7 separate regions of the Mus musculus genome follow, and all the other regions are linked to region 1. The links are chromatin loops, found by intact Hi-C in ENCODE. Cell type or tissue: left cerebral cortex. All regions are shown on one strand. Region 1 holds the start of Olfm1 (olfactomedin 1). Region 2 overlaps Col5a1 (collagen, type V, alpha 1). Region 3 has its middle 66 kb from the start of Gm39777. Region 4 has its middle 73 kb from the start of Olfm1. Region 5 has its middle 14 kb from the start of Gm13373. Region 6 overlaps Col5a1 (collagen, type V, alpha 1). Region 7 has its middle 99 kb from the start of Gm13373.

Evidence for each region. Peaks named below come from ENCODE experiments on the same cell type or tissue, not always from the same donor. Only the 100,000 strongest peaks of a DNase experiment are listed, where the experiment ranks them.
Region 2: a loop joins it to region 1, with 4 times the contacts of the local background. A loop is called at or near these places in 8 of 42 quality-filtered maps.
Region 3: a loop joins it to region 1, with 4 times the contacts of the local background. A loop is called at or near these places in 7 of 42 quality-filtered maps.
Region 4: it touches region 1 in a loop (2.0-fold over the local background); 12 of 42 quality-filtered maps call a loop at or near these places.
Region 5: it touches region 1 in a loop (8-fold over the local background); 41 of 42 quality-filtered maps call a loop at or near these places.
Region 6: a loop joins it to region 1, with 4 times the contacts of the local background. A loop is called at or near these places in 4 of 42 quality-filtered maps.
Region 7: a loop joins it to region 1, with 6 times the contacts of the local background. A loop is called at or near these places in 31 of 42 quality-filtered maps.

What each region holds. Positions count from the first base shown.
Region 1 is chr2:28,201,968-28,205,967 of GRCm38, forward strand. It overlaps Olfm1 (olfactomedin 1), which reads left to right and starts at 3,722. Exons shown (of 6, transcript NM_019498.2): 1 at 3,722-4,000. The coding sequence starts at 3,983. In left cerebral cortex, CTCF peaks have their summits at 2,355 and 3,559; DNase peaks (open chromatin) are centred at 23, 2,362, 3,175 and 3,603; H3K4me3 peaks cover 877 bases; H3K27ac peaks cover 1,878 bases.
Region 2 is chr2:27,924,634-27,928,633 of GRCm38, forward strand. Col5a1 (collagen, type V, alpha 1) reads left to right here. Exons shown (of 66, transcript NM_015734.2): 3 at 3,409-3,622. Among named protein-coding and RNA genes, the nearest start is that of Col5a1, 40 kb to the left of the region's middle. In left cerebral cortex, a CTCF peak has its summit at 2,313 (motif pointing right); a DNase peak (open chromatin) is centred at 2,317.
Region 3 is chr2:27,770,381-27,774,380 of GRCm38, forward strand. No RefSeq gene overlaps it. Among named protein-coding and RNA genes, the nearest start is that of Gm39777, 66 kb to the right of the region's middle. In left cerebral cortex, a CTCF peak has its summit at 1,694 (motif pointing right); a DNase peak (open chromatin) is centred at 1,709.
Region 4 is chr2:28,276,550-28,280,549 of GRCm38, forward strand. No RefSeq gene overlaps it. Among named protein-coding and RNA genes, the nearest start is that of Olfm1, 73 kb to the left of the region's middle. In left cerebral cortex, a CTCF peak has its summit at 1,761 (motif pointing left); DNase peaks (open chromatin) are centred at 1,765 and 2,595; H3K27ac peaks cover 918 bases.
Region 5 is chr2:28,416,683-28,420,682 of GRCm38, forward strand. No RefSeq gene overlaps it. Among named protein-coding and RNA genes, the nearest start is that of Gm13373, 14 kb to the left of the region's middle. In left cerebral cortex, CTCF peaks have their summits at 1,593 (motif pointing left) and 3,442 (motif pointing left); DNase peaks (open chromatin) are centred at 20, 1,581 and 3,419.
Region 6 is chr2:27,982,059-27,986,058 of GRCm38, forward strand. Col5a1 (collagen, type V, alpha 1) reads left to right here. Exons shown (of 66, transcript NM_015734.2): 28 at 2,991-3,035. Among named protein-coding and RNA genes, the nearest start is that of Gm13372, 49 kb to the right of the region's middle. In left cerebral cortex, a CTCF peak has its summit at 2,007 (motif pointing right); a DNase peak (open chromatin) is centred at 2,017.
Region 7 is chr2:28,303,252-28,307,251 of GRCm38, forward strand. No RefSeq gene overlaps it. Among named protein-coding and RNA genes, the nearest start is that of Gm13373, 99 kb to the right of the region's middle. In left cerebral cortex, a CTCF peak has its summit at 1,664 (motif pointing left); DNase peaks (open chromatin) are centred at 121, 940 and 1,636; H3K27ac peaks cover 1,758 bases.

The DNA.
Region 1 (4,000 bases):
CTCCCCTGTAAGCTTCTGAGAGGACCCATTCTGTAACATCCTGGATGGCAAATCTGTAGGACTGTCTGGGCACAGCACCTACTCCGTCACTAGGATGATTATTCAGTGGCAAATGTGGGCTAGCCCCCGCTTCAAAGAAAATCAGGTAGAGATTGGGGCTTGAGTTTGGATGCTTTAATGTAAATGCCTGTATTCTTCCACAATCCAAGGATCACTTCTGGAAGTTCTGTGTAGAACACTAAATCAAATGGCACTTAACGCCAACTCTTTCAGATGTCCTTCACAAATGCCTTAGGGACAGTAGACCCTCCTGCCAAATCTGTAAAAAGACTGAGTAGGACTTTGCTTTGGGCCTGGAAGAGTAGGCAGAAATTAGCTTGAGCCTCTCAGCCCAGGTGAAGTCAGAGCAACTTGGTACAGGTGAGAGAGGCTAGGGTACAGTTGGAGAGATTGGAATACAGGTGAAGAGGTTCAGGTGCAGGTGGAGAGGCTCAGGTGCAGGTGGAGAGGCTCAGGTGCAGGTGGAGAGGCTCAGGTGCAGGTGGAGAGGCTCAGGTGCAGGTGGAGAGGCTCAGGTGCAGGTGGAGAGGCTCAGGTGCAGATGGAGAGGCTCAGGTGCAGGTGGAGAGGCTCAGGTGCAGGTGGAGAGGCTCAGGTGCAGGTGGAGAGGCTCAGATGCAGATGGAGAGGCTCAGATGCAGGTGGAGAGGTTCAAATTCAGGTAAGGGAGACTCAGGTGTTGATAAAGGTGGAGACACACAGGAGCAGGTGGAGCAGGAGGACTCAGGTATAAGTCAAGAGGCTCAATTTACATGAGAGGGGCTCAGGTATGGATGCAAGTGGAGAGGTTCAGGTACATGTGGAAAGACACAAATGCAGGTGCAAGTCGAGAGACCTGGATTCAAGTTAGAGGCTCAGGTGTGGCTGCAGGTGTACAGGCTTCGGGGGTGGGGGTGGGGTGGAAAAACTTGAGCTAGAGCTGAAAGGGCAATTCTGTATTCACTGTACACCTCTGTTCCAATCGCATTAGGAAATGATCAGATGTGTGTTTCTTCAGTTCTCTGTCAATTTAGACACATTCTGAGGTGACCAGTTTCGACAAGCATCAGTGTGGGTAGGGTTAGAATTTCCTTCCACCTGGCCTACTGATTGCCCTTCGATGTCAGCTTGGTTCTCAACAGCCAGTTCCACTCTGAGGCATTCTATGTGAGTTGATCAACTACGTTGAGTGCTTCTAATCCATTTCTTAGGGAAGCCTTGAACCTCTGGCTCCCTACATAGGCTTAGAAGAAGTATGAGCTGGAGGTCAAATCTTTGTCATTCCACAGTGACCTGTTGAGGTGAGGGTGGGAGACAGTTCCTGGCCAGTGGTACGAAAGGCTACCTACTTGTTCCTGGGACTACTTGACCAGACCAAAGCTTCACTGTTTCAAACTCTGAATTCCATTTCCTTTCAAAAGCCCAGCTAAGTTAAACTCCTCCAATTCAGGGCAGCAATTGTGGATCCTGTGGAAATCACTCACCTAACACAGAGTCAGGAACTCTTTGAAACCACTATAGTTATATGGATATATGGCTATATCTATATGGTTATAAATCCCCACCTCTCTCCTTATGAGGAAATACTTGCATTGCTTGTGATATTTGACTGACAGCAGCTCCAGAGGTGTGTCAGAGGGCTCAGGGTCATCACACCTTATATCAAAGCCCAGCTCCGCAGCCTGCCTTGCACAGGTTGCTGGCTGAACCCATATTTATCATTTGAAAAGGTGACAATGACTGTCACCAGAGCAGGCCAGTCTTATTCCTACGCTCTTAACACATCACAGGAGAAAGCTACTATCGTCAAGCCCATTTTAAAAATGAGAGAGCTGAGTCTCAATAAAGCTCATTAGCTAGGTCACTGTCTCATACAAGTTCATAGCAGAGCTCCCCTTGACCCCAAGGTCACTTGACCTCTGGGAGGGACTTCTGCCCATTAGAGAGCAGGAAAGGTTTAATGGTGCTTGGCCATGGAGTGTGCCTAACAAAGACAGTTATGGTCTCTATGCTGCATCTGACACAGAGCTTAGAGCATGTTGCACTGTGTATCTTGCACTAAGTAGGAATTCAATAAAAGGTATGACTCCTGAGACGCCTTGAGAACTTTGAGGACTGTACTGGGCTGGATTTGAAATTGTTGATAAACATTAAGCGCTCCTTACCTTTGTGTAGTAGGAAGCAAGTGAGTAGACACAGCCACGGCCCTGATTCTGTTCAGAAAATGCCTGGCAGAGGATGTAGGGCAGAGAGCCTTGCATCTCCGGCTGCTGCATCCAGCAGGACCACTGGGTGTGACTGGACTGCAGTACCAGATTTCACGGAGAGATGGCGCCCTTCCCTAACAGTTGTAATTCGCTGGCATCTGACCCAAACTGGAGGCACCAATGAATGCCATGCATTAACCAGAGAAACAACTCCAATTGACTTCTTGAGCCAGCAGGGCTCACGCCCAGCACTCGGGCCAGGGTCATCTTGGCTGTTGACGTTTTCTCTGCAAATGAGGACTGAACACAGAGAGACAAGCCCCCGGAAGATGTCATATCCCTCTTGGCAGACCCCAGGAGGCCTGCCTTTGTTCTGACATCTCTTCCTGGTCTATAATTGACCAGGTGGGAAAGAGCGCAGGGGTAGGGGGCTGCGAATAGGCTGGCTTTCCCTGCCCGGGACTGGAACAACTTGGAGGAATGCCTGCAGAAACTGGCTTTCCTCAGCTTAGAGGGCTTGCTTCAAAGTCAAAAGCACTATGAAGTTGTGTTTGCCGGCTGTTCTGTTTTGCTGAGACTTACAAGTCTTGGCACAGATACTGCTGAAGCTTGCCTGGCCCTGATCTGGGTCCCTGCGAGGGACCCCTGTCCATCTAAGCCTACAGCATAGACGCCAGATACTCTAACCCCGCCCCTCCCCGCCCCCCGTGCATGTACCATACCCCACAATCATGGGTGTGGCCCCTCTAGTTCCTCCTGAGCCCTATGCTTCCAGCAGCTCCTGACGGTAGGTTGGCACACTCTCTCTCCTTCATCCTCTACTGTGCACAGCAGGCATACCGCCCCCCTCCAGTCCCTCTCTGTTTAAACCTGCTCCCACAAGCCCAGGGTGTTCCCCCGCTAGGACTTCCAACTGTCCCCTCCTTCTGAGGTAGTTGTCCAAGGTTCCCAGCAGTGTCTCTCACTTTGTAGCTACCTCTTTACTCCTGCGCTGACACTGGAGACTCCACCCAAGCTACTCTTTCCTGCTGGGGCTCAGGAGACACCCCAAACTGACTGGACTTAGTCCACCAGGGAAGGCAAGCCCAGCAGCAGGGGAGGAGACCCTTGACCACAAGCAGGCCGGGCCTGGGCGAGACAAAACCGTGAGGGTGACCGAGAGAGCTGGGCGAGGGGGTGTTCTGTGGATGGGTGCCATGCGAGATTCTTGAGGTTTTATATTTTTTTTTTACGATTTGTGGCGGCGTTTTATCCGTCCTCCTGGGTGACCCTAACTCTTCGGCCGACCGGTTTGCAGACCTCGCTGCCTGCAGCCAGGGGGCGTCGCGGAGCCGGAGCTCGGAGGAAAAATCCACCCATTTCCTGGGCAGATTGCGTCGGCCGCCGCCCGGCCTTGTCCCCGCCCCCCGGCCGCGGCCCCCGCGCACAGCCCGCGCCGCGCTCAGAACCCGGTGGCCCTTCTCGAGAGCGGAGCGCGCGGGGACGCTGCAGCGGCGGGCAGCGCGGGCAGGCAGCGCGCGCCGGGCAGGGCCGCCTGGTCACCTCCCGGCGCCGGGGCGGCGCGGCGATGGCCAGTGCGCACAGGGAGGCAGAGACCGGCGGGCGGCGGCGGGCAGAGGGGGCGCGGGGACGCGGCCGGGCGCCCCTGCCCGCCGTGGTGCCCGCCGCCTGAGGCTGCCCGGGGCGCGGGAGCCGGCGCCGGCGCGGCGCGGGCGCAGGAGGCCACTCGAGGCGCGATGTCGGTGCCGCTGCTG
Region 2 (4,000 bases), 280 kb before region 1:
GGTGGCTGCTAGCTACTGTGTGCCTTCTTCCAGAGTGCAGGAGCTCCTTGGCTACACCAGGGTGGGGAGGCTGTCTGTGGTAGCTGCACTAGGAGGCCCGAGGGCTCCAGGCAACCGCAGCAAGACTGGATTGGGTAGAGCATGAATAGATGTCTGGAATTGTCTTAGTGCTTGCTCAATGATGCCCTTGGTTATGGGCTGATCTCCCAAGACAGCCTTATCCTAGTGAGCAGCATAATCTTTCCTTCATGGGCTGTGTGGATCTGGGTCTTTAGATGGCTGGGCTAGCTTGTTCATGGCATAAGATCTGGCCATTCTCCCCCACAGGGTGGGCGCCATATCTAAAAGAAACTAGCAGGCCATGCATGAAGACGGTCCTGGACTTCCCTGTATACTGCTTTATTGCTCCTATGTCTACCCAGCTAGCACCAGCTGCTTGTAATGGTCTCCTGACTGACACTAAGGCCTGACCCCTGGCCTCACCTTGTGTGTGGAGAACCAGTCCCCACCATTCTTCCACTGAGGACTGAGGTCTCCCCTCTGTTCTCCTCAGCATCCTTCTCTGAGGAGGTACCTGAGATTTCTGGCTCACTCAGAACTAGATAGGGTGGATTGGCCAGGAGCTCTTCTCCTTATCCCCCCATTTCCAGGGCTCCATCTTTACTCCAGGATCCCAAGTCTTCAGCTAGCTCCAGGAGCAGCCCCTGACCAGCTACCCCTATTGCTCCCTCCTATCCTTACTGACCAGAGGCCCTGGGTCCAACCAGTCCACTGCAGACCACAGGATAAATTACATCTCAGAATGCTGGCCCTAGACAAAGGCCATGCATGGGAAGCAGGGTGCGGCTGCCTGGGCTGGACCATGGGATACGGGGCCCCAGGATGGTGTAAGAATACAGCAGCAGGTCAGAGGTACTGCATTCCTTCAGTGAGCAGAACTGTGTCTTCTCTGAGAGGCTGTGGCCATCCTGCCCATATGGTAGTATGTGAGATTCTCTGGGAGAGTCAATTCCATGGCAGCTGCATTTATTAGCTGCCTACTGTATCCCCGCCGTGGACCGGGGCCCTTGGGTGTTGGTGGGAAGAGGGAGGATACCCCATGAGCGGAGCTGCTGGCCCTCCACTGTGGTGGCTTTTCTGAGTGAGATCAGTCAGGAGGCACCAGACCGCACATGCACTTCTCCAGACTACCCGGAAGCTTGGCGTACAGTGTCAGCTCCTGTCGTAGTGAAGAGAGACCTTCTTAAAGGGACTATAAATCCATTGTTATTTTGCTAGGAGAGAGATTAATGTTCAACATAATTCATCTTTTCCAAGTTTTGTCTGAGCTGAGAAAATTTGTTACCATAGTGATTTTAAACATTGAGGAGGGGCATTTTAATGAGCTGGGAGAGATGGGCTGGCTGCCCTCCACCATAGATCATGATGGAGGAAGAGGACTCTCTCATGTGCCATGCGTCTCATCCTTTCAGTCAATGACACAGAGTCAGGGTGGGCACAGAGACTGGATAATGACCGCATGGTCCACCCTGAATGCAGACAGTGACCTCCCGGCTGCTGTAGGGTCCGCTCTGGTGTCCACGTCCTACAGGTACAGCGCCCAGCCACTGGCAGGGCTAACTGGGGCCTTCAATTGGGTAGGCACAGCAGTTCTCAGTGCCCATCAACACCAGTGAAGGTGGAGACCTCTGTTTTCCTTCACACCCCTGCCTAGTAGAGGGTGCAGTGTGGCACCCAGGGTGACAAGACAGTGCAGGCTCGCATGTCCCCTTCCAAGAAGCTTCCCGTCTGGAACTTGAAAGCAGGCTAAGCAGGTCCCCCAGTGGAGTCCTTTTTTCCCCAACTACCTCAAGTAGGTGCATGGCCATCATTACCAGCTATCAGAGCAGCCTGAAATTGTCACTCTGAGCCCAGGGGAGCTGGTGATGCCCAGCACACAAACAGGCCCCTGCACACCCAGCCTCTTTGGGCTCCTGACTTGGGCTAGGACACGTGGCTATCCCACATCAGAGTCTGAGGTCCCCTTGACCTTGATGAGAGGTCGTGACCCTATGGGATAGTTCTTCCACTGGCTTCCTATCCCACCATACCCTGTGCCACCCCTGGGATCTGCAGTTTCCCTGTCAGAAGCGACCACAGCCTCCATTAGCTCTCTCTGCCTGTGCCCTATATCAGAAACGGGAGGGAAGAGCAGTTAAGTCGTTATGTCCTGTTTGTGCCCCAACCCCCAGCCCCCAACCCCAGATCTAGGACATCTTGATTTTCCCCAGCATTGTACCTGCAGCCTGCAGTTCCAACAACAGAGGGCACCCTTGGATAGCTTTGCAAGGAAACTGTGACAAAGCCTGCTACAGCAGTGACTAGTGGCCTACTGGGCCAAGTGGCTGACCTTGTTCCAACTCTAAAGGAGAAAATGGAATAGCCAGACACTCCTGCCTCATCCCAGCCCGTAACTCAGACTCCCAGCATCTACAGAGGAAACAGTGTGGCTTGGTGGTACCTCACTACCTGGTGCTTCGTCAGTCTGTTTCTGCCAGTTCCTTGCTGGGTGTTACCCATTGAGGGATCTGAGAGGTGCCCTATCCATGGGTGGGGGAAGGAAGGAATATTTCTAGATCGCATTCCTTCACATTAAGTAACTGTGTGGCTTACATCCTATCAGACCCAGGCAGTTGGTGGCAAAACTTCAATCATAGGAGGATAGTTGACATTTCCATCAGGCTCCATGGGGAGGGGGCAGCCAAGGGCTCACTGAGCTCCAGCTGAGGGTGGGTTTAGGTGCTCTCAGGGCTAGGAGTGAGTTTAGGTACTCAAAAAAGGGGCTTCCTGTTTTGAAAGGCACAGGCTTTCCTGTTCAACATACTAGATATTTGTTTTTCTTAAAATTTTAAATTGGGAGTATTTTTAAAATTTGCTTCTGATTTTTCTTTGATGAGCTTATTGACAAGGAATCCTCAGACCATGTGAGTCAAGACGAGCTCAAGTCTGTCTCCCACTCCTCTCTCCTCCACTCCTCACATCCCTTGTGATCGACACTGGATGAGGCACACAGTATATTTAGCCTTTGATGCAGCTGGAGACTCAAAGGTCCCCCTTAAGCTGCTGAGTCCAGTGGGTCCCTAGTAGGACTCATAAGCAGATGCACAGAGGTGCAGCTCGCAGCCAAGGAGAGGGTGTTGTGGGGTCCTCACCGGAAGGGCCTTCCTAGAGAAACTTGTGTTTTGATTGTGCCTTGAACGGCCAGCTTGAACCCTGGTGGTGGAGGAGGCTGTAGAGGTTTGATCTTAGGGCGGATAAGCTGAAGAGGAGTGCCACCCACAGCAGAGTTTGCCAGATCAGTCTCAGCTTGCCATAGCTGGCCAGGGTCTGGGTTCTCCTATGGCCTTCTCATCCTGTCTTCTGTTCCAGAGTCTGGTTTTCCCGAGGACTTCTCCATCCTGACAACCGTGAAAGCCAAGAAAGGCAGCCAGGCCTTCCTAGTCTCCATTTACAATGAGCAGGGCATCCAGCAGTTGGGGCTGGAGCTGGGCCGCTCCCCTGTCTTCCTCTATGAGGACCACACAGGGAAGCCCGGGCCTGAAGAGTATCCGCTTTTCCCTGGCATCAACTTGTCCGATGGCAAGTAAGTATCCCACTGAGGTAGGGGATGGAGCTGCTGGCCAGATAGAGTGCGGCGGCAGCTAGCCCGATAGTAGATGGTTTATGATGCTCACCTGCAGGGTACCAGGTGGTGGGGCGCTGGACATGGAGTTCAAAGGCTTGGGCTTGTTTCTTCTCTTCTCTAAAACTCTAGGGGACCTTTGCTATTCCCTAGCCCTGCTGTCCTGTAAAATGCACCATGTGTGCCCTGTGCTGGCCCTAGATCAGAAGGGGCAGAGGACATGGCCTTGCTCACCTGTTCCCAAAGGGACTTCCTTTTTGGATTTGGACAGTCTCTGTGTGAGTGAGGGAAAACAAAGACCTATCTTCAGAATTCTGCTGGTGGCATCCCTGGGGACCA
Region 3 (4,000 bases), 430 kb before region 1:
ACCTCACTAAGTGCAGATCAATCACACACACACACACACACACACACACACACACACACACACACACACACACACCTACCAGGTCTCCTAGCAACCATTTCCTAGACCCTCAAGGCCCAGATGAGTTCACCTATGCTGCCCCAGACTCAGGAGGCCAAGGTCCTGCCTGGGAATGACCTTAGAGGACAGCAGAGCCCCTGCTTGCTCCTTGATGGTGTGCAGGGCTGAAGAGTGGGAGAGGCGGGTGCTGAACAGAATAACTTCAGCAGACCTTCTATCCTTGTGTCCTAGAGTACCAGTCCTTCAGCATGGTTGGAAGTGTGCTTGAAAACATTGACAGCCCCTTGCTGTCTCTGGCCCCCAGAGCCCCAGTGGGGACAATCAGATGACTAGGTTAAGTGCACATCCAGAGAAGGGAGCTTATGGTTTTGTGGGCTTAACTAGCTGTCTGTGCTGGGCCAGAGCAGAACTGTGTGGCAGTTAGCCAGGGCCTCAGGCAATGGGAGACGTTTGTCTCCAGGCACTGCTTCTCCATATATTCATCTGTTTACCCAGCCATGTAGCCATGCATACCTCCATCTACCCACCCACCCACTCATGCATTCACTACTCATCTGCCCATCTCATCTACTCAACCATCTATCCATCCATCCATCCATCCATCCATCCATCCATCCATCTGCCCATCCACTCATCTGCTCTACCACCCGTCTGTCCATCCATCCATCCATCCATCCATCCATCCATCCATCCATCCATCATCTATATGCATCTACCCATCTACCACCCATTTATCTGTCCCTCCATTTATCCCAGTTCCCCATCTGTCCATCTATCCACCTATCCTCCACCCGTCTACCCATCTGTCCACCTGTCCAATGGTCCATCCCCCATCTGCCCATCCATCCATCCATTTATCACTCAGAAAATACCTTTGGAGATGTGTGGTTAGGCCATGTGCGTGATTCCAGGCAAACGCAGAGTTTTTGTTCAACAGAAAACTCACATGAACCAAATATGCATCTGAAAATTGAAAACTTCCTGCTAGCCACATTAAAATCAGGTGAAGTGAATTTCATATTTTATTTAACCCAGTATGTGAAAGTTTCCATTTCCACATGAATTCAATATGAGCCATAAATAAGGGACTTTTACTTGAATGTTGATCCTGGTCCTCAAGACCTGGTGTATACCTTCCCGTGCCAGCACATCTCCCTTGGGCCCTGCCACAGGTCATGTGCTTAGACCCACTCTATTGTCCGATTAGGGTCTGGAGTGTTCTCCCAGGCCGCATCCTGGCGGCAGGTACAGGCTGAGTGGGCCACTATAGTGAAGTGACCGTACCAGTGGGCAAGGGGACTGGTAAGTCTTCCCAGGTGATGTGGCAATTGAGCTTCAAAGACAAAACAGGGCAAAGAACACCTTCAATGTCATTTCTGGCTATGTCTCCAGAAGATCACCAACAGCCAGAAGGAATCAGGTGTGTTCAGTGGCCCTCACACCAGGCGCTGCGAAGAAACCATGAAGTGAAGTCTTCTGTCACAGCCAAGCTCCGCGCCCCTACTGTGCACGTGGAGCCAGGAGACCCTGTTCTGCACCTCTCCTGGCTGCATCTGGGAGACCCGATGGCCTGCCTTTGGCTGCCTCTGCCCTGCCTGGGCCATCTGGGCAGAGCAGAAACTCACTCTTCCTCCTGCAGGTGGCGCCCTAGAGACCCTGCAGAGCCAGTTGTCCACTGTGATTGGAGAAGGTCCAGTCCTTCCTTTCTGCACTTTGGAGGGGGCTGTGGCTCTTCTAACTGGGTCCAACTACTGTTTCCTAAGCGTTTCTGAGATCACCAAGGCTGCGCTCAACCACTGTGTTATGCTTGGGAAGCTTCCAGAAACTTTTCCCATGTGGCTCAGACACAGAGGGAATTCCTGGAACCCGTCTGTAAGGAGGTTTCTGCTCTGACAATCTTCCTCAAGTCTAACTGAAATCCCTCTTGCTGTTGGTTCAATGCCCTCTTCTTGTGGGGCTGGCTCCCCAGCAGGAACCAGGCAAGTGTTGGTACCTAATGGAGCCCTCCTCCATAATAGCGCTCCCTCAGTTGGGAGGAGCACTGCTTGCCTCCTTCCGGGGCTGAGGTGGCCCATCCCCACCTGCCTGGGGGTCCCAGGAGGGAACAAGTGAGACCCCACAGATATGGTAACACAAGTCTAAGACCTTCTTAAGGGAAGGAAAGAAATTGTGGTCCTTCTCAGGAGGGGCCACACCTATTGCAGCCATGCCAGCCTTGGATCCTGGAAGCTTCCTGGGGGTGGGAGGAGTGTGCAGTGGGAGACCAGTTGGATCTAGGTTTTGTCCTAGGTGGTCTTGGGCCCTGGGCATGTGATGGCCTCTGTCATGACAACCCTACCTTCCTCCTACAGAAGGTCAAATTTTCTCCAGGTTTTACCATCTGTCTCTCCTGCTGCCCCCACAGGGCTCACAGGAGATAAGGTGATGGCCTCCCTGCCCACCTTGCCCTGGGGAGACTATCTAGTCAAGGGTTAACCTGGCAGGCTTGGTTTGGCCACACCCTGCACAGTTTCCAAAGGCATGGCTCTGACCCAACTCCTGGTAGGTGACCTCTGACCTCAGCCCACTTGGAGAGTCTGGCCTGACAGTGTCTGTGTTTGCCTGACCGTCTCGGGTCACCTCAGTGGTCCTTGCTGACAGTGTGATTTATGGTGGGGCCTTGAGCCATGCTAGGTCACTTGATCTCAGCAGAGCTGAGACCGCAATTTTCTTACATGGTGCTCAGGCAGCCCACTTCCAGTAACAACCCCCTCCCCAGTGTGGAGGCCCCATAGGCTCACCTGGCTCACTCACACACATTCAGGAGACCGTGCAGACAACACGCCTTCTCTGGATGGGAACCTGTGACAGTATAGGCCTGGCTTCTCCTGGGCTCTGTCCTCTCTGCTGGTGTCTGCATGCATCCTGTCCCTAAGCAAGCCCCAAGCGTTAGGAGAGCTGCCGGGAGCTCCAAGGCTCTCAACACATCCCTGGATCTGAGGTGGCCTTGGAGACCCAAAGCTTCAGGACTAGCATTTCAGTTGAGTGGTTGGGAGGGCAGGAGACAGGGAGGTGTCGTGGGTCATTCTGTAATAGCCTGGGGCTCATAGGTCTTGCCTTACAGTTTATTGATTCCTTTCCTAGCTTGCTGACCCCTTGATGGCCTCAACTCCCTCTCTCTCTGACTACTTGGGTCAGCACTCCAGGGCAGGAATATACTGGGTAGGGCCAGCATCTCTTAAGATAGCATTGAGGCTTAGTGTTTTGTGGGGCAGTAGAAGCTGGCCACTGCTCCCAGAAAGGCTTCCTTGACATCCAGGAATGGTGGAACATAGCATGTGCCCCTGTGGACAGCTCTCCCATAGTGCCTGTGGCCTAGTAGTTCCAGGTCCAGCCCTGAGCCTTGGGCATAGCTCTTCAGTAAGGGATGCCTGTCCCTGTGTGCTCCTGTGTGGCCCTGTGTGGCCCTTGCTTGCTTTGGAGCCTCTGATGATTGTCCTGCAAAGCTGTAGAGTCCATCCCCTCTTTCCTCTGCTCCAGTGTCTACCTGACCAGGGACTGTGTCTGTCTCCAGGTGGTCTCATCCAGGTGAGGTGAACCCAGCTGCCAGCTCAGACGAAGACTGATCTCAATGAAAGCTCTAGCCACCGCCTTCATAGCATGGAGACCCTAGCTACATGTGTAGTTGGCCCGATGCCAGGTCAGTCTGAACGTGGGCCTGATCTCGACCACAGTGCCTTGGTCTCTACTCAGCCACAGTCTGGCTGAGGCCTCCCCATCTGAGCCAGAGGCAGTGTGAACCCCTCAGCCCCTCAGCCATGTCCTCAGGATCCTAGGCATGGGGTGAAGAAGACATGGACTTTGAAGGGTGTCTGATGTGCCTGATTCTTTGAGTATGGCCACTCCCCCGCCCGCCAGGCCTGTAGACGTGGCTGCCCCCACACTGCCACGTCGCTACTTC
Region 4 (4,000 bases), 75 kb after region 1:
CAAAGTCTTTACAAAGTACATACGACCCCTTCCATAACAATAGGTTCTATTGACTGAGAAAGAATTTTCAAGATCCAAATCTAGGGAGACTGACTGAAGTCAGGAGGAGTGGGGTGTGGCCTGCAGATAGCCCAGGGGTCACCTAGACTCTGCTCCATGTGTAAAGTACACGTGACATCTTCCATAAAGATGGGTTCTATTGACCAAGAGATAATGATCAAGAGAAAGGTCTAGGGTGGAAGAGTCTAAGATAAACATAAAAGTCTAAGGAAACCAGGTATAGCCCTGCGGATCACACAGGACACCAGGCTATTAACCACACCCATTTCCAGCCTTCTGGGCAGAAAACAGGTTATACATCTCTTTCTTTAAAGAGACAACCCTGAGTGTTTAACATTCCTGATTCCCGGGGTGCCTCTGTGAGCACCAGGACCCATGCCCTCTACACAACCCCACAATTCTAGGGTGCTCAAGAGCTTTGGCACCTTCTCAGATATAACAGCTTTTACTTCTGAGTGCTAAGGATGAAGGATTACAAAGGTGTTGTCAAGCTGGTTAAATATAGCTCTGTCTATTAAAAGGTGAAGACTTGGTGAGAAACACAGTGAAGGCTGGAGACAGAGATGGGCCCCTTGCCTCTGGACTCTCTGGCCAAGCCAGCCCTAGCAGACTCTGGTGACCCCCCACCACACCCTGATGCATCTGTGGGTACAGTCGGCTGCCCTTAGACCTCTGCGTCAAGGCAGTGGGGCAACAGGGCGCATCTTTCTAGCATTATTTTGACATGTTTAGATTTTAGAGTGAGGACTGTGGCTTCCCAGAGGAGCAAGGTTTCATGAGCTGCCAGCTAGCACTGTGACGGGAGACACGTGACTCCCACAGAACAGCCACGTGCTTGGACTCCCTCTTCAGCTTTCTTCACGGAGAACTGACCATCTTTGACACGAATGTCCAAGCACCCTGAAGTTGGGGGTGGGGAGGTTGGGGGTGGAGGAGTGGGAGGGGCTGCCCCACAGGAGCACAGATGGGCAGAGAACAGACAGCCCAGAGAGCTGCCAGGAAGGAAGGCCAATGGTCAACAAGACCAGTTGTTCACAGCCTGCACACTCCACACACCTCTCCACTGAGGCGCTTGACCCCTCCTTGCTGACCCACCAGAGAGACCTCTCTGCAAAGTCAGTTCTCCTCCCAGGCCTCTCTTCCCTCCTGCAACATCCCCAACACCTTCCCACCCCACCCCACTTCTGCCTCTTCTTAAAGACCATCCATTGTTGCGTCTCTGGAATCTTCTGGGATCCTTCCAGCCTGACTTGCCCTGACACCCTGTAGGCTTCCCACCCACCCGTGGGCACAGTGACTTCCTACCCTAGTATTTGCTCAGTCGCTGCCCGGCCCCACTCTCCAAACAATAGTTCCTGAAGGCCACTGGGGATGCTAGTCAGTGTTTGCGCAACCAGTTTTGTATAACCTGTCATAAACTCTGAAATTCTCATCTTTCTCAGGGTCTTGGGCTTTAGGGCTAGGGGTTCGGGAGACCAGCAACCACGTCAGGTGCATAGAGCTCCACCCTCTATGTAAATCAGTGTTCTTTTCTCAGAGACAAGTACATGGGCCATCTCTGCATACCATACTCTTTCAGGCCATGGCTAACTTCACATCCTGCCAGCTCTCTGCCTTGCCTCACTCCCTCTGCACTCTGACATCCCGCCATACCTCAACATTCTCCACTACAACAGTCTCCATGGTGCCCCCTGCCGGCTCTGCGCGCTTAGCATCCCCTGCTAGCTCTGCGCATCTTTGACTCCGCCCCACCTCCTCCCCTCTCTATGCTTCCCTGTATGATCTCCCTTTGCCTCCCTCCAGAGGCTTGGGCATCTCTCCTTGGCCTGTCTCTCACTGCCCATCTTTCAGACGCTTCTCCCCACATGGCTTATCACAGCCTGTGCTAAACAACAGCTGTTCAAAAGCCAACTGTGGGGCCCTGTTCTATCCCTCCATCTTTTCCTTTCACACCTCAGACCCCACACCCACCCATACACAATGCCAGCCTCGTATTTCATCTTCTAAAGGAAGCACTCTGACCTTTACGCTGGGGTAGTCCCAGGGGTTGGGCTTTAGGAATAATGACTGTGACTATTTCTTGAGCCCCTGAGAGGCTGAGCCCTAGGCTAAAGGTCTCCCCATGGCCATAAGCACAGTGAGGCTGAAAGGCAGGGCCTGTCCAGGGGTGAAAAGCCAGTGTATGTTCAGTAAGTGGTATAAGGTGGTCCTCAGGAGCTAGATCCACTGTGGCCAGGAGTCCAGAGCTAAGGGAAGGCAAACGTCCTGGAAATCAAAACCGGTGCACCTGCACACCGATATCTCCACCTGTGGCCTATTCCCAGGTCCCCATCACATCCTTCAGGAGGCCCTCAGCATATCCCGCTCACTGTGGGCTCTGCTCAGCTGTGGGGCCACAGCTCTCTTTCCTTGCTGGGAAGGGAAGCCTGAAAGGGTTATGACAGGCAGTCAGGGCCTGGAACGTCCTCTCGAGCTCCACTTAGCTGCCAGCTGCTTATAAATAGAAGGAGGAGATTAAAAAGGAGCAAGCGAAATGGCTCTGAGGAAAGCCATCAGCAGCCCAAATGTGCAGACTAATTCAATTTCCACATCTTCCCCACTCCAAAGTATGCCGGCTCGAGAGCCCCGGGGCCTCCACCAGAGTGGAGGAGAGGAAAGCTACTTGCAGCTGCCTGCCTAGCCCAGTGGCTGCTGGTAAAGTCTCTAGCTCCATCCAAACACTAGCGTCCAGGTTATGGCTGCTTGGAAAACCTCAGGCCTGCTCCCATGTGCAGTCAGATTTCCAAGTCCCACTGTGGAGGAACAGAGGTGAAAAGAAACTAGAATGTGTCCAGGGCTCCAGTGGCTGGTCCTCAGCAGAGTCTTGGGCTCCTGTTGAGTTGGACCTGTGTCTGTGTGCCTTGGGAGCCTCATGGAGACTGCTGTGCTATCAACAGAGTGCCAAGCACCAAGCAGTAGAGCAATGGGTGGTGCTGGCTCGGGATCTCCTTGACATTTCAGCCACACTGACAGCTGAGGCTACCTGAATGTGACAGGAGAGTCCCCCCCACTCCCAGACTCAGTCCTATGGCAATCAGCAGGTGGCCTTCACCACCCAGGCCTATCTGCAGGATGCTTGTGTCTGCATGATTTGACTCTCTCAGATTGTCCTGTAGGGACAAGTATGTAGGGACATTTTCCTGATTAATAATGACTGATGTGGAAGGGCCCAACCCACTGTGGGCAGCACTGCCCCTACACAGGTGATCCTGGGCTGGAGGAAGCAAGCTGAGAATGCTAGTGAGCAGTGCTCCTTCATGATCTCTGCTTCAGTCTCTGCCCGGGGTTCATACCCTAAGTCCCTTTGACATCCCTTGATGACAGACTGTAACCTTAAAGTGAAATTAACCCTTTGCTCCCAGCAGTGTGTTCTTACAGCATTAGGAGGGGAAATGGGGTATGTGCGATGTCTCCCTTGTGAACTGAGGGACAGAGGGAGATGGGGTGTATGCAGGGTAAAGGCTAGTGTTGCTTATTGACCTGACAAGATCTGGCATCTCCAGGGAGACAAGCCTCTTGGCACGCCTGTTAGGAACGACAGTGGGTAAGCCTCTGGCCACACCTATGAGGGATATCCTGACTGGGTTAACTAAGGTAGGAAAATCCCAACATGGGCATCACAGATCCTACATAAAAATGAGACAGAGGCTGAGCATTCATTGCTCTCTGCTTCTTTGTAAAATTACATTTGTGCTTGTGTGTGTGCACTTGTGTAGTGTTGGGGGGCCCTTGTCTGTTCCACCACTGGGCAGGGCCACTTGGGAAGGTGGAACTCGGGAAGTTTGACTGTGCTTATCCCATGCCGCACTGGATGCTGGGCTATGGGAAGTGCTGAGGCATAGCTCTGGGGGGTGGGAATGCACAGCCTGAGACATGGGGAAGCCTGAGTTGGCCTGGGGGG
Region 5 (4,000 bases), 210 kb after region 1:
TGCACAATGAGCTCTATAGCCAGAATGAGGCCACAGGGCGGGGCCCTGCCTGGTGAAGCACAGGTACCAGGAGAGGCCATCAGACAAGGATGAAACAAAAAAGGGACATGGGGTCCTGCAAACCCTCCAGATAGACCATGGCATGCCTTGAAGGCCAAGTCAGGTCTCAGAGTGCCTGAAGCCATGAGTTCCTAGGGCAGGATGGAGGGGCCAGGCACTTGATATTTGCTGAGTCCTCATACTGACTGTGTGGAGAGGGTTGGAGGGCCAAGATAGACTCGTGAGTGTGTGTGTGTGTGTGTGTGTGTGTTGTGTGTGTATGAGTGTCTGTATGTGTGTCTGCGTGTGTGTGCATCTGTGTATGTATGTATGTTTGTGTGTGTATGTCTATGTATGTGTCTGTTTGTGTGTCTGTGTCTGTGTTTCTGTGTGTATGTCTGTGTGTGTGTTTGTGTGTGTGTCTGTGTGTGTATATGTTTGTGTGTGCCTGTGTGTGCATGTGTGTATATGTGTGTATGTATGTGTGTTTGTGTGTGTGTGTCTGTGTATATGCATCTGTGTGTGTCTGTCTGTGTATATGTGTGTGTGTGTATGTGTGCATTTGTGTGTATGTCTGTGTCTATGTACTTGTGTCTGTGTATGTGTCTGTTTGTGAGTGTGTGTGCATATGCACATATATGCACATGTGTGATGTGTCTCTCAGTCTCTCTGTGTCACCCTTTCCCATCCCTCCCTCTCTTACTTAGTCAAGGCCCTCCTGACCTCTCCAGACCTGAGTCTTATGTCAGGAAAAGCTGTGAACAGCCACAGGGTGATGGAGACTCCTGCTCTAGGCCTGTCCTGTAGGTGTGCCCTCATCCTGGCCTACCCTGACCTGTCTCAGGAGGACCCCACTGCCTGCCTTACCCACATTGCTCCATCTACCCCTCCAAGCTGCAGGTTATCTCCTGCCTTTCCTGCACCCTTGAAATTCACATGTCCTTCCTGCCTTAAGATGGCAGACTCCATATGGAGACCCTTGTCCACCTCTCTGGCCCATCCACCTTCACTGAGCCCCTTCTGGCCTGGATCTCATGAGACTACTCTCAGCCCCATCAGAGCTGACCCTCAGGCTGCCCCTTGGCTGAGGGACCAGCCAAGTACAGTGAGACATGCAAGGTGACCGCCACACCTCCCAAACAGCCCCCAAATGGTACAACCCATAATGACCAGAAAGCTTTCCAACTAAGGTGGAACTTTACTACAGGACAGTGGAGAGGCCAGGACACCAGACCAGAGGCTGAAGAACCCACCAAAGGCACTCAGTGAATAGCACTGAACTGGACCTCTGTCTCCAGGTTGCAGGCCCCTGCTCTGTGCCCAGTGGTTGCCCAATACATATCCGTGCCCACCCCAAGCTGCAGCAGGAGAAGTACCCAGGCCCCACACAGGCTGAGGCCTGTGAAGCTCCTTATTCCTCTGACACGGACAGCACTGCAGTCCCAGAGCTCTGCAACCTGCCTCCCTAAGTCACCAGCCACCAGTCAATAACTAGCTAGACACCAGCTACTTGGCACTAACCATTATAGATAAGCTCACAGCACCCCCTGGTGGATGGCTGCAGGCTGACAAGCACTTTCTGTCCATCCTGGCACCACCCCTCCAGCCATCCTGGGGCCCAGAGGCAAAAAGGCATGAGGCTGAAAATGGAAACCTGGTGCTGTCCCTAAGGAAAAGTGAAAAGAAGAAAGACACCTGCCTAACAGACAGTCGGAAGCCTCCTGGCTGTGAGGGTCCCTGTCTCTAACATGGTGGAGCTCAAGACCCAGAGTTCACCTTTCACAAACTGTCTGTGTTTTTCTTTGTGCTAAGGCTTTTCTGGGGCAGCCAGTGCTACTTTGGAGAGATCCACACACTGGGCTCTTGTCTGAGCTTCCCTCCTCAGCTAGGCAGGACAGAGGACCAGCAGAGTCACTCTCCTGAAACTGCCCAGAGCTTCAGAGGCCTGAGAAGAGGTTGCAGTAGCCAAACTGATGAGCTAGAGGCAGCTGGGACTGACTTAGGCAGCCGAGAGTTGGATACAACCTGGGATGGGGGAGGAGGAGAAGGGAGGCAGGGACTCTAGAGGGAAGTGAATCCCTCCATCTTGGCGAGTTGGAGCCAGGAGCCAGGGTTGCAGTCCCAGGAGCAAGATCCGAGAGGAGATAGGAGTCTAGTCTCTCTAAGCTGGGGGAGGGGGGCAATGGCCAATGCAGGAACTCTGCAGAGCTCTGTGATTGTGGGGCCACTGAAGTTACCAGTTCACAAGGCCACAGGAAGGCACAGGATGTGCCAGGCTAGGCTGTGGGTATAACCTGGGGAGAGTCCAGCCAGGAGGAGGGAGCAGAGATGGTATGGAGCAGGAAGGGCAGAAGGAACAAGATGGAGCCTTGGTGTTAGGTCCACAGCCAAGGGACCAGGATATCACTTAGCAGAGCCATCTTTGTGACGTAACAGCAGCCTGAAGCACCTGGCCTGCCTCAGTTTTCCTCCAGGATCTTTGCCTGTTCAGAGCAGAACCCAGTGAGTGACAACAGCCTGGCTTTGGCCGGCAGCCTCAGAGGACAGGTGACCCTTGCAGTGACCCCCCCCCCCTGAAACAAGACTTCCACTTCTGGAGCAGAGGTCTGGGAACAAGTTCTGCCCCTGGTCATCAGGGACAGAGTTGAGACACACACCCCTTCTCTCACCACAGCATCAAGAGCTGCTCACAAGTAGGCTGTGGAGTGGGAAGCAGAATGTTCAGGAAGACAAGGTGTACCCCCAACCTACTGAACCCCAGGAGCACCCATGAGAACCACAGAGAGCCTCGCTGTCCTTGGGGAGACTCGACAACCAACTTTGCAGGGCAGATTGGAATGGTCTTTGCAAAGCTGATTCTCTAGGTGTGCCTGTCCTATAACACTATACCTAGCACTTCCAGAAAGCGAAAGGAGCCCAGAAAACTCATTCTACTAATGTAGTTCTGGAACCAGGGTATCTACAACACTGGCCAACGGGAAACTTATTATGTTGTTTGTTTGCAGTTGGTTTTTTTTTCCTTCTAACAGCTTGGAACCAAGCACAGACATCTAAACAACCATCTTTATTCCAACCAGCCTCCCTTCCCACATTCTGGAGTATATGACCAGTGGCTACCTCGGAACCTGGACACCTCCCTTCCTTTACCAGAGTCGGATAATGGAAGCCAGGGAACCTCAGTGGGTGCAGGTTTTAAGAAGCCATATCGGAACAAAGAACAGGGAGGGACAGAGAGAGAGAGAGAGAGAGAGAGAGAGAGAGAGAGAGAGAGATCCTGTGCTCATCCCAGAGCCTACCCTGCTAGGCTCCCAAGGGCTGGTGGGATGACTGACTGGTTGTTTTTAAGTATTTGAGAAATCAAAGGAAGCACGCTGCTGCCCCCTGCTGGTCATTCTCCTCCCTGTGCCCAGTGGCACCAGCATTCCTGCAAGGCCTGTTCCTGGAGCCTGCTGGGAAGGCCTGGATCCACTGGGACCAGGTTTACCAAAACGCCAGAAGTAGGACAAGGACCACAGTGAGGTGAGACAATGATCTCACGTACAGGGTGGGCACAGGAGAAGCTAAAGAGTCACCAGGATAAAAAAAAAAAAAAATAGGTAATACACCTGTTTACAAGTGAGACTCTCACTGGGCCTGGTAGTGCAGGCCTATAATCTCAGATACTCAAGGTGGGGCAGTTGGATCACAAATTTTGGTCCTGCTTGGACTACAGAAGGAGTTGAAAGCCAGCTTTGGGATTTTCTGTTTCAAATTAAAAAGTTAAACCTGAGCCTAGCTCAGTGGTAGAGTGTTCGCCTCTCATGAACAAGGCCCTGGGCTCAGCCCTAGAGCTGAGAAGGAAAAGCCAGCCTGGAGATAAAACTAAGCTGCAAGAGCACTTGCCAAGCATGCATAAAATGTACGGGCCTTAAGCTCCATCCCAGTACCACATATACAGCCGTAGCGGTGCAAGCCTGTAACC
Region 6 (4,000 bases), 220 kb before region 1:
TGGAGGGTGGGGAGCTCACAACCTCCGTGTTCAGAGACTGTCTGGAATCCCTCCAAACATGGTACCCGCGTCTAGACTTGAACCCAAATGGCCCTGTTTCTGTGCCTCAGAAACCCTGACATCCTAGTTTCAAGAGTGACCTCTCGAAGATGGCAGCCTTAGGCAGGTCAGGTTCCTCCTGAAGCTTGCTTTTCCTGACACTGTGCCTACTGAAGGCTGGGAGGGAGATAACTGAGCAGCAGCGCTGATTATAGGAGCTCTACGTGTGTTTATCTTACAAATTTCTGTCTCCTACCCCAAGCCTTTGGCAGCTCCTATACATGGCTAATTGCGTAAGGCTTCCTCTGCAAGCTGAAAGGTGTTTACTTTAAAATGTTTATGGAGAATGCTCTTATCTATCGATCTGGTTCAAATTCACTCAGAACATGAGCAATCCAGTTAAGACTTGGAAGCAGAGAGGGAAGCAAGCATTAAGACAGTTTTCACAAGAGCAAGAGATAGTACTGCCCCGTGTGCTCTTGAGAACTGACGTGGTGTTGGCCACCTCATGAGTGCCAGGCTCACGGGCACAGCAGAGGTAGGTGTGGGAGCTGTCACCATTAGGGTAGAGAGATCTGATTATTTCCTACCCAGGCTTCTTCCAAGATGGGGTTCTCTCATGGCCTGTCTGCTATAAGAAAAATCCCACAATCTAGGGTTTTGTAATAGAGACTGGAAGTTCAAGGTCAAGGTGCAAGCAGATCATCATTTGGTTAGGGTCGCTTTCTCCTTCACAGCCTGGCTCTTCTCACTGCAGCCTCATAAGGTGGAAAGAGCAGACAGCCTCTCTCACCCCGCTCCCCTACTTCCCACCAAGAGTTGAACTCGGGGCTTGCCCACATCCCCTGGGCACTCTACCACCAAACTAAATAACCCCCTTATTTTTAATCGTTGTTTTGAGGAAGAATCTCACTAAGTTGCCTAGGTGTCTGGTCTTAAACTCATGCTCCTTCTGCTGCAGGGTCATGAGCAGTTGGGTTTGCAGGTCTGTGTCAGCTTCAGGGTCATGAGCAGTTGGGTTTGCAGGTCTGTGTCAGCTTCAGGGTCATGAGCATTGAGTTTGCAGGTCTGTGTCAGCTTCAGGGTCATGAGCAGTTGGGTTTGCAGGTCTGTGTCAGCAGGCCTGAACCTGAGAGATCATCTCTGCTGGGTTCTTCTGTTTATGTTTCTCTCCACCACAGAGATGCCTGGAAGAGTGTGGTGGGTGGGGCTCTAGGTCTCTCCTATGGAGACTTCTAGATATCCAGAAGGCATCTCAGGCAAAAAACAGTGCCCAGAAACCATTGGTTCCAAGGCAGCTGTCCAGACAGGGCACATTGTACCTTCCTGAATCTGTTGGACCACAGATGTTCTTCAACTCCTGTTACTTAGGTGCATGTGGCAAGCCTTGCTCACGGACTCTGTGTAGACATGTCATGATATCTCCATGTCTGCTCTACGCTCCTCTTCATTTTTCAGTTTGCTGCCCAACATTGACTCAGGTTTGAGCAAGCACAGAGCAGACTCCCTAGAGTCAGCACTCCTTCCTTAGAGCCATTCCATCCATGGCTGCTTTCAAGGGCCAGGATCCTAATGGGCTGGGCACCTATGCTGTCAACCCACATCCATTTATTTGGTGTTGGGATGAGTGAGCAAGAGCTGCTCTGACCCAGCTGCTATCCAGATCCATCCTGTTCAGCAGCTGTCCTCTTGCCCCTCCATTCTTCATTCTAAGCTGTGCATCATGGGATACTGAGTAAGGATGTTGTCAACCATGGGCTTGTCTCTTGATGCTCCAAGCCCTCCTTCCTTCCAGTGGTTGAGATCTCAGGGTACCTGTCCACCTGGCTTATAGCTCCTACCTTCCTGTGTCAAAGCTCAGATCTCAGCCCTGACTCCTGGGTCTGTATGTCTCCATTCCAAAGAGCTTCTTTCTAAAGCTCTTCCCAGCCCCAACCTCGGAACTACCAAGCCTATGTGGATCTCTGGCCAGCAGAGGGCAGCTGGTGGCACCTGGGTCTAGAAGGTGGCTCAGGCCCAGGCTGCAGCCTCAATCATGAAGAAACTGAGCCTTGTGACTCCTCTGCGGTCCTAGGCAGAGGTGGCTTGAGGCAACTCCTGGAGTCAACAGTGAGTCCATGTAGGTAAATGTCACCCCTCTCAGGAGCCCAAGGTCAGAAGGCATGGGCGGTTAAGCTGTGGCTCCATCTGTTACTAGGTTTTATGACTTCGCCTCTGACAACAGAGGGACTGGGACCATTGATAATAGAAGAAAGGGGGCCTGCTGTGTGTCCTTAGAGCTGTGTCTAACAGGGATTCCATGTCCACCCTGGGCTGAGGCCAGCCATACTCATTGTGACATTAGTTGGTGCAATACCATGTCACCTTTCAATGATAATGCAGAATTAACACAAACAGCCAGTGCACAGCATTTTTCTACTGGATGTCCAGTATGCACAGGGCACTGCCCTGAGGACTTTCAGATCACCCTTTTTCAAACAGTAGAGATAGGCTAGAGTCCTTGTCAATCCACTTCCAGATAAGAAAACAGGCATGCAGAAGTCTGGGACATCTTCAGAGGCCACAGAAAGGGTCAGGATCTTAACTCGCCGGCCTGCATTGAGTTTTTCCTAGCTGCAGGATTGGGGGACTCTTCCTAGAACAGGCAGGCATGCTAGCCTGGGAAACTGTTGGCAGGGCTTTGGGCCGTTAGAAAGGCAATATCAGGCCTTTGAGTAATTTGGGCAGGGGAAAGTATGGATGTTTGTGCAGAGGCCAGGGTAGGAGTTAAGGACAGTGGGGGCCTCACATGAGCTCCTGTCAATCAATGAGAGAACAGGAAGTACCCCTCCCTCCAGAGATGGAGGTATGTTGGATGAGGACTCATCTAAGGCTGGTCCATACTGCCTGTGGGAGCTGTTCCCTCTTGGGCTGTGCGTGTTTGTGATCACTCTCTATTCTTGCTTGCACAGGGGGCAGATGGCATCCGAGGTCTGAAGGGCACCAAGGGGGAGAAGGTAAGAATCTATCCCCTTGAGGGTGGGCTGTCTCAGTGTGGTACAGGACTCAATGGGGTTGCCTCCGAATGTGGAGGGGAATTGATGCCGTCCTGGTCCTAAAGGAGACTGGGGATCATGACACTGTCAGCATCTCCTGGGCTGGCCCAGAGCATCTACCTAGGAGGCCCTAGGGTGGCCACATGGCTGTATCCACATACCTTCGTCCCCCAAGTCTCTCCCTGCGGGTCCTTTGCAGGCAACAGTCCTCATGGTAGTCAGTTCTCACCTGAGAGGCCCAGAATTCCTACACAGAGTCTATCTAGTTTTACAGTCCAGTCTCAGGCTTAGAGCCAAGGCATGTGAAGGCACGTGCAGCCCGGTGACACTTAGCATATAAGCCACAATGTAGAATGTGGTACTGCCTGCCATGTTCAAGGCTGTATATCAGGCCTATGTGGATCATCTTGGTTAATACAAAGCTAAATAATGACACCCTGAATCACATAGTCAGAGTGCCCAGTACCCCTGGCAGAAGAGATATCCCGAGCCTTGTGGAACTGTGCAGCAGCCAGCCACTTCTGTCCCTCCATTTGGTGGTAAGAGGCCTGGCATTTGGATGGGATCCGACCATTTGAGCTCCATCCTATTGGCTGTAACTACTGGGTGTGGTTGCCCTTTGTGTCAGGCTGTGGCATTCCCTGTGGAATCTAAAGGCTATGAGAACAGACCTGACACCCGCATCTGCTTATGCTTGGAAGGTATACATTGCTTCTCACTGGGTACCTGTGGACAGTTTTTTGCCTCCATTACTGACTGATCTGATAGCCTGAAAACTATTCTCTAAAGACTGCTTTAAGGGCTATGGTTGGGGACATCTCAAGGTAGAGCCTGTGTGGTCTACCTTGAACTTCAGGGTGCTAACCACCTGGCCACCCTTTGGGAAGATCAGGCCAAAAGGTCTTCCATTTTCCACTATTTCTAGA
Region 7 (4,000 bases), 100 kb after region 1:
GCCTGAGGGATGAAACAGCTTGCTCACTGGCTACATGATGCCAACAATGAGGGCTAGCAAAGCCTGTTACTTGACCTCTCCGAGGAGGCTGGAATCCTAGCCTGGCCTTCTGATAAGGAAGCTAAGGTGAGAGAGAGGGGTCAGCTGGAGTCTACGGTCCTAGCCGCCAACCTTCCTCCACTCTGGGGCCATGCCTCACACTCTGGGGATCCTTCTGTGAGCCGTAGAACTTCCTAACCTGTACATCTAGATGCTGTCATATGGACTGGCTGAACATAGAAGGCTGGCTCCTGCCTGCTTTGTGTGTGTGTGTGTGTGTGTGTGTGTGTGTGTGTGTGTGTGTGTGTCTGTCTGTCTGTCTGTCTGTCTTGCTGGCTTTCCTCTTAGCTACTCTTGATCCTCTGAGGTACTAACCCCAGGCTGCCTTGAGCCATCCCACAAGCCCATCTTACTGCATGGGGACATCATCTCTTCCCATTGCCTAGTGAACGCCTATCTGCCTACAAAGCCTCAACTCGAAATGCTCTGCTCTGTCAGCTAAGTTTGGTTATACATATGCCTTGGGGACATCTGTCCTCTCTCTGCATGTCACAGTACACAACAATGAATGCATGAATGCATGAATGCATGAGACTGTCCATCTCCTAAGTCTCTGGCACTGTTGTCACCAATACAGATATGTGGAAGACTCCTACAGCATCCCTAACTTTTGCAAAGTGCCTGGATCCACAATTAAGAATCAGAGGCCTGGCTACCAATGGTTCCTGGAGACACAAGGGCCTTGGAAGTCCACGCTAGGCCTTTCCTCACCAGGCCTCAGATCCAACATACACCTGATTCAACAACAGTCAACTGCAGCACGGGGCTGCTAGCCTGCTTTCTAACTCGGGAATAGAAAGCTGTTCTTATCAGGGACCGCTACAGCAGGAAGCAGGTGGAGGAGGTATTTTGGGGTTTGGAAGGGGCCCCCCAGAGCCTGTGAAATCACACCAAGTAGGCAGCCACCTACTCTGCCTAAATATATAATGTTGGTCTCAGGCTGCAGAACAAGCTGCCTCCCAGCCAGCCGCCCCCCCCCCCCCCCCGGCAGCATGGTTCTGCATGAGCCTCTGTAGGGCCTCTTGACCAACCAGTGCTGCCCAGTTGCAGCCAGGCTCTTCTGAGGTCTCCAGTGCCATTGCCTGACTCGGAACAGGCACGGGCCGAAGAGCCACAGTGTGCCCACAAGCAGTGAACGTGAAAGAAGCCATCTTTGATGGCGCCTTGGGATCCAGGGCAGAACTTCTGGGGGGTCCTTTGCATGGCCCCCTTTGTCCTGCCTCATTGGATCCTCCTCATAGTTCATGACCTCAAGGATGGTGAGGTGGCCTCTTCCTGAGTTCTAACAGCAAGAAAAAGTGTAAGGTGGTGGAGCCTGAGAGTCACCCAGGAAGGGTATCTCTTCCTGGCTGGCCTCTTCTCCTTCTTGGTACACAGAGGCTGAGGGTGAGGCCCTTCCCAGATTGGGGGTCGAGGTGGTTTTCCCAGAAAGAGTGAGCTTCATAGAATTCTGGAATGGTGTCCCCCACTCCATCTCACCTTGAAGCCTGGAGACTCAGAACAGAGGAGTCTGCTTTAGTGCCCTGTATGGGTTCCCGGTCTCAGGGGCGACCCCTGCTGGAGAAGCATAGGTACTCTGAGTCCAGAGTCCAGCCTACCCTGATGTGGGAGAGCTGTAAAGGAAGGTGTTGTCCTGCCCCTGTCCCCTGTCCCCTGTTCCTGTTCCCTATGCCCACTCTAAGATGTAGGGGGATCCCTATATGAAGGAAGAAGCAGATCCAGCCAGCCAAAGGGGATCTATCTGCCTCAGACAAACCTCTGTAGGTTTGTCTGTCTCATTGGTGAGTTAGGAAAACACTGTCGCCTACAATAGGTACTGGACCACTGTCACTTAGGACAGGTGCCTGCCACCTCCAGTAGCTTCCTCACCCTAAAATCTGAGTGTGCCTGGATTCTGAGTTAGGACAGACCCAAGTCGCAAATTTAAGTGAAAGATTTTTATCTGGGCTGACAATGCTTTTTCTAAGAACCAAAGACCAGCTAACAAAATAATAAGAAGGATAATGAGAACATTAGATGTCTAACATCTACTACTATCCATCTCTGGCCCCCATATGAACACACACAGGCACAGGCACACATGCACTCACATTAACAAAACACGTGCACAGGCATATACAACTTGCAGGTGGATGTGAGGGAAGAGCATGGAGCCCATAAGACTTGAACCCAAAGTTGAGCCCAGGCTCTGGGCCACTCAGGCATCATCTGCTGTGGCTTCCTATTGCCTTGCTTCTGCCACGCCTGCCTTAGAGCAGCAATTCTCGACCTTCCTAATGCTGTGAGTTCATAACTGTAATTTTGCTGCTGTTATGATCGTAATGTAAATTATCTGATTCGATGGATATCTGATATGTGACCCCTGTGAAAGTGTCGTTTGTCCCCTCCCCACAAGATGTCACGACCCACAGGTTGAGAACTGCTGGCTTAGAGACTCATGACCAGACCAGCACGTAATGGGCCTCCTTTCATCAGCCTCTACCTGATTGATCCTCCAAGGCCATCTTGTCTCCATAAAGCTAGGTTGAGCTGATCCTCTCCTCAGCCAGTGTGACAGCCCCTGGGACACCAGACTCCACTCTGCCCTGCTACTCACAGATGTCCACAGTGCAGTCCTCATCCCTTCTAGATGGTCTGTTTCCTGACAGCTGTCAATCATCCATCCACTCACTCATCCAGCTTCATAGGCCAGCACCCACTACCGCAGGTTTCCAGGTGCCCACAGGAGGTCTTGAGGATCTGGTACGTCATCCCTCCTACTGGGCATGTGTATTTCCCCCCACTCCAGGCCCTGCTGTTATTCCTTGTCCAGTTTGGGGGTCCTCCATCTTAGGTGTCAGAAGCCAGTTGACATGCCCAGCAGACCCCAGTAGAAAGCCTAGCATGATCACTTGTTTTTTTTTTAAGACTCCCTGCTGAGTTTCTACTTCTTCCTGAGAGATAGAAATGTTGAAGCAGCTGGGTACCTGGCTGCAGTCAGGTACAGTCCCTGGGTTGATGACCCTGGGGCTCTATGGAGACTTGGAGCACGACTAAAGAATTGGTTAATAGATAAGCCTCAATCAGGAGGTAGATGGCGGTGGGGGTGGGGTGGAGCCAGGGAGGGGGACCTAGGCTCCCAAGGCAGGTAGGTACCCATGTTGGCAATGATCCTGCAGTACCACGCTGGGGAAACGGGATATGTCTAAACGTCATGGCATTACACTGAGGATCCTTGAAGTTCCTGTCTTTTTTCCAATCCCATAACACATGCATAATTCACTTGAACTCCCCTAGCAATGGGGCACTTAATACCCCAAAGGCAGCCAGTGAAGCTTCTAGTCAGCTGGGGCTCTAACTGAACACTATGGCCAATTTTAATAAGTTAACCAATGGATGAGCAGCCTAGAATGGCCTTATTTGGGGTCCCCACTGCCCTTTCTACCTCCATGGAATCTTGCTGGGAAAACGTAGAAGCCTGAGATCTGTGGCTCCCACCCGAGGGGTCGGGGCCAGGGTCACAGACTCCTGAGACACTTCATCCACTTCCTTGCATTCATTCAAACCTGGGACCTTGCTTCACTAGGATCTAAACTTGATACCAAGACCTACCATGTTGTGTGTCCCGGCCCTCAGAGGTGTCCTCCTTATGCCCCATGTAGGTCTGCTTGTGCCCTCCCCGCTCTCTCACCAGGACATCTAGCTCTCTGGGCGTATCTCTGGGCACTACCCAAGTGTCCTCCAGTCTGACTCCAATCAGGCATTCCCACAGAGCCTCTGGCTGTTGCTACACTGTGCTATTCTGACATGCACTCCCCAGACTGCCTGGGAAGCTTCTGGCGCTCAGGTACTGTCCCTGCCCGTATAGGTGGCCCCAGCGCCATTCCAAGAATCACGATTCACCCCACAGCAGGCTGTGTGT